Linked DNA regions of Homo sapiens: region 1 is linked to region 2. Evidence: read pairs that join two places in POLR2A ChIA-PET (ENCODE). Cell type or tissue: MCF 10A. All regions are shown on one strand.

Region 1 (2,500 bases), 340 kb before region 2:
GAGGAAAAGACTTGCACTTTGTGCCTCCTGGGAAAGAGACTAACGTCTTCAACATACCTTATGGCAGATATTTAATTTCAGAGTAGAGACCCCACTCTGATGCCTGGTAAGGTTATTGGAAGTGAAATATCACAAGATCTTACAGTTTGTTGTGAGATAAGGTAGGATTTGGTGAGGAGTAACAAATACTAGCAGATTTCGGCCCAAACTTCAATTATAGCTAAACATTACTGGAAAAAACCCCACAACCTACTTTATGTAACATATAACTACTCACACACATACACAAAAATAATACACACACAATTTCAGCAAACACAAATAATAATTTAAAGAAACAAATTCAAAATTAGAGCCAGGTATGGTGGCACATGCCTGAAATCCCAGCTACTTGGGAGGATCCCTGAAGACGAGAAGTTCCAGGCTGTAATGCGCTATGATGGCTCCTGTGACTTGCCACTGCACTCCAGTCTGGCAACATAGCCAGAGTCCATCTCGTTCAAAAACAAAAACAAACAAACAAAAAACGGCGAAATGAAGGCTCAGCCCTCATCAGGTTTAGGTGACAGAGCTAGACCCTGTCTAAGAAAAAAAATAAAATTAAATGAAAATTCGTTATCAGACAGTAAAGCATGAACCCACAGTGCTGGTCAAGTCACTGCAGATCTGAGTGTGTATCAAGGTTTAACTCCATAAGATGAAAAGCAGGCAATGAATCTTTGGCCTGGGTGTTGACAGTCTAGGCTCAAGCCTCAGCTTTCCCACTCATTAGCTTGCTGACCTTGGACAAGTCACTTATATTCTCTGAACTTACTCATGAAACGGAGATACATTTCATCTGCCTCTCGCAAGAAAAAGTCCTGGTAAATACACATTAGCATTTCCGTTTTACACAGAACACTGACAGATACTTTCCTAAGATCATGGAGTTAATAACCACCAGAACCTAGACTCAATACTTATGGAACTTCAAATCTCATGCTTTTCTCATTGCACTTATGATTACTCCATTATGTAGGAGCAAGGGAGAGTTGAGAGCATTTGAAGAGGTTATGCAAAGGACCAGCTCTGAGGAGTAGGCTTAGCAAAGTAACATGAGGGAAGGTAACACCGTTCATCTGTGTAGCGGAGTGGGAGCCAAGAGACAAGGAGAAAGTTTCATGTTCGTCATGTGTCTCGGATATTCCGGTTTCTGCAGGGACGAGAACGCGCAGTTTCGCCTCCATCCCTTGACCTCCAACACAGCTTCTCCACTGGATCATCGGTGGCGATGAAGGGGCGGCTGGGGAAGGATGTCAGAGAAACCAGAAGCTTGACGGTGAATCCTCGGGTTTTAAGGAGAGAGCAAAGTCCTGAGAGGGCGACGTATTGTCCCTGCTCACCTAGCCCAGAATGAACAAACACGCGCCAGCCAGGGAGCAGCGAGCCGAGAATTCGGACGAGCCTCTGCAACCGCCATTTGCCGTTCTCGCAAAGACTACCAAGACCACAATGCAACGGGGCGCCGAGCTAATTCCCAGTGAGCAGCAGGCGAGGCGCCACCGACGCGGAAGACTATAAGCCCCAGCGGGCGACGACCGAACGCCCCCGGGAACACCGGGCCCCGAGCTCGGTCCCGCGCCCGAGGATCCTCCACGGGGCTAGATGGCTGCGTCGGGGGCGGGAGCGGAGGTGAGCGGGCGCTAGGGCCGCGAGCCCCCGCCGGCCCTTCCTCCAGCGCCCTGCGGACCCCGCAGAAGGCGCTCGCCTCCCTAGCCCGCAAAAACATATCGATTTTTCTCGCTGTGGCAACGGGGACGTCCTGATAGATCCTCTGCTCCAATAGGCAACTCCGGCCTTCCCTGCCCTGACCTGGAACCTCTGGGAGGGCTGCAGAGTAAGTGCCGCCTCTGCGCTCCGACGGAGGCACGAGGCCTGTGGAGTAGGTCCCTCTGTTCCGACAGGTGCGACACTTGGCGCTCCATGCTTGCGGGTGCCGGGAGGCCTGGCCTCCCCCAGGGCCGCCACCTCTGCTGGTTGCTCTGTGCTTTCACCTTAAAGCTCTGGTAAGGAGGAGGTAAGGGGAGGGAAAAGGAGGTCACTGGAGGACAGGATCGTTCCCGGCCTCGGGGCTGGGGGAGATCTTATCCATGGACAGCGCAGGAGGGGGTGCCCTATTTTCTGGGTTTTGACTTTTGTCCCTTCCCCCAACTCCGCTACAGCCAAGCAGAGGCTCCCGTGCAGGAAGAGAAGCTGTCAGGTGGGTGATTGTCTGGGAACCCGACACGTCCCGTCGTTTGTTTTTGGTTTTAGTATCTTCCCCATATACCAAGAGCACAGGTGGAAAAGGCCGGCACCACATGGAATGAGGGCAAGCGCTGTGCCGGGAAGTTGGATGGGCAGAGCCTGGGAGAAATGTTTTCTGAATGGCCTGGGGCTGGCATTTATCTTTCCTTTCAGCAAGCACCTCAAATTTGCCATGCTGGCTGGTGGAAGAGTTTGTGGTAGCAGAAGAGTGCTC
Region 2 (2,500 bases):
AAAGCTACCTAGGTGCTTCTAATGTGCAGCTAAAGTTGAGAACCACTGATCTACAGTGAAAATACAGGCAGGGCCGGGCGCGGTGGCTCACGCCTGTTTTCCCAGCACTTTGGGAGGCCGAGGCGGGCGGATCACCTGAGGTTGGGAGTTCGAGACCAGCTTGACCATCATGGAGAAATGTCTCTACTAAAAATACAAAATTAGCCGGGCGTGGTGGCGCATGGCTGTAATCCCAGCTACTCCGGAGGCTGAGGCAGGAGAATCGCTTGAACCCGGGAGGCGGAAGTTGTAGTGAGCTGAGATCGTGCCATTGCACTCCAGCCTGGGCAACAAGAGCGAAACTCCGTCCCCCCCCAAAAAAAAATATATATATATATGTATGTATATATATACATATATATATGCATGCCTAGTTTCAAAAGTGGCTTTCAACTCCAGAATCAAGTAGGGACTTTAACAAGAAACTGACGATCTGGGGGAGTAGGAAAGGTTTTCTAAATTCACCTGGGAATTAGCTCGCAAAGAGCCCTCCACAAAACTTAACCCTAAAGCCGCCATTAATTTCCAACATTCCTCAAAGTCTTGTACTTCTTAATCTCCCTACCATCCTCAAAGCCCTGTCAAGACTTCCACTTCTGCTCTACCCGCCAAGTTTCCTTTTTATCCTATCAAACCCCAACCTCCATCAATCCCGCCACCAGGTTCCAGTTCAGCCCCTCCCCCGCCCCTTCGCAGGGGCTCCGCCTCCTCCCCGGGGCCTCCACGCTCCAACACCGTAGCTATGTCCACATGCCACCACCCCCTTTCCGCGTCCGCCGGCCCCTTCCGCTCCTCAAGACCGCACCTCCCCCGGCTCCTTCTCACTACCGAAACTCACCGAAGGAAACAGACGCCAGTGCTCCTCCCGGGGCTGCCACCACGGCTCCGGCAGGCGGGCCGGGGACCGGCCGAACCTGAGTTGACGGTGGAGGGGCTCGGGTTAGCTAGATGGGCGGTTGGTTAGATGCGTAAGCGGTAGTATGCGAGCTCAGTTCGTTGTTGCTGGTTGGCTGTCTAGTCGGCCGATCCGTCTGCTCACCCGGCCTGCCCTTTCCTGCCTTTCGTCTGCAGCGGCCGCCAGCTCCTGCTCGGTGTCCAAAACAAAATGGCCGCCACGTCCAGTGCTTGTCTGACCGGCTAAAATGGCGTCTACGCAATTACGTCAGGCGTCAGATCCGCGCACGACTAGAGGGCGGGAAAGATTTGAGCTACGCCTGCGCAGAGGTCAGAGGCGGAGCCTTAGGGCGAAGGCGGGGCTTTCCATGCAGTGCCCCGCCCCTAGGGGCGTGGCCAATGGTCCTGTTGTTGGGGCGTGCCGGGGACTTCACGTTCCAGTAGTGGTTGCGCTGCAACCTCTTGGGGGTAGTTATTAATGTGGGCCTTAGAGGGGATTTGGGTCCCGAATTCCCTCGCCCCTCCGTTCCCTAGCCAAGGTACACCGTCTAAAAATCTTTACGCGGACTTGCCTCGTCTTCTTCCGGACAATTGGGCCTGGGGAATTTGCACTGGTTTTCCCCTCATGGCCACTCGCCCAGTCTGAGAGTTGTGAAGTGCCGTAAATGCTCCAGCCAAGGCCCAGGAGGCCAGTATTAGGAGCAAATTCCTCTCCCATCCTGCACCGGCCAACACCACCGCCCGTCCATGTTTTCCTCCTCACTTCCTCCCCTCCCCAACTTGGCCTAGATACTGTTTACTCCTTCTTGGGGTGGGGCACCTTTGCGTCCTCGATTGCGTTTCCATGTCCTCCCCCCACACCTGCCATCCGTGTTTATTTTGTTGCAGACCTACATAGGGATTTCTCTTTTCTCTCTCTGATTTGTTGTTGTTATTTTGAGACGGGGTCTGGCTCTGTTGTCCAGGCTGGAGTCAGTGGCGCAATGAATCACGGATCACTGCAGCCTTGACCTACTGGGCTCAGGTGATCCTCTCACCTCAGCCTCCCGACTCCTAGGATTATGGGCATAAGCTATGTTTCCTGCTCAATAAGGGATTTTTCTCTCTTTCTTTTTTTTTTCTTTTTGCAGATGGAGTCTCGCTGTGTCACCCAGACTGGAGTGCAGTGGTACCATCTCGGCTCACTGCAACCTCCGCCTCCCAGGTTCAAGCGATTCTCCTGCCTCAGCCTCCTGAGTAGCTGGAATTACAGGCGCGTACCACCATGCCCCGCTAATTTTTGTATTTTTAGTAGAGATGGGGTTTCACCAGGCTGGTCTCCAACTCCTGACCTCAAGTGATCTGCCCGCCTCTGTCTCCCAAAGTGCTGGGACTACAGTCGTGAGCCACTGTGCCCGGCCTCAATAAGGGATTTTTCTAATGACTATGTGCACAATACAGTGTACATATGTTTGAGGAATGAGAGAATGACACATCTGCAACCCTTCCTCTGCTCCACTGGCACGTCAAGACCCTTTCATTTTCCTTCCTGGCACTTGGGCGTGTGCGTGTGTGTATGTGTTTGTGT

Evidence for each region. Peaks named below come from ENCODE experiments on the same cell type or tissue, not always from the same donor. Only the 100,000 strongest peaks of a DNase experiment are listed, where the experiment ranks them.
Region 1: POLR2A ChIA-PET joins it to region 2 with 20 read pairs; 18 of 35 experiments call an interaction of 5 or more read pairs at or near these places.

Annotation. Positions count from the first base shown.
Region 1 is chr1:153,976,715-153,979,214 of GRCh38, reverse strand. JTB (jumping translocation breakpoint) reads left to right here and starts at 1,541. Exons shown (of 5, transcript NM_006694.4): 1 at 1,541-2,045; 2 at 2,202-2,239; 3 at 2,440-2,500. The coding sequence starts at 1,963. It overlaps JTB-DT (JTB divergent transcript), which reads right to left and starts at 1,472. Exons shown (of 1, transcript NR_186180.1): 1 at 55-1,472. RefSeq lists silencers at 1,068-1,362, 1,651-1,700 and enhancers at 1,371-1,420, 1,422-2,070. In MCF 10A, no CTCF peak of the experiment used is centred here; a DNase peak (open chromatin) is centred at 1,504.
Region 2 is chr1:153,632,721-153,635,220 of GRCh38, reverse strand. It overlaps CHTOP (chromatin target of PRMT1), which reads right to left and starts at 1,155. Exons shown (of 6, transcript NM_015607.4): 1 at 878-1,155. It also overlaps a transcript of S100A13 not described here. RefSeq lists a silencer at 652-731 and an enhancer at 1,072-1,181. In MCF 10A, no CTCF peak of the experiment used is centred here; DNase peaks (open chromatin) are centred at 790 and 1,220.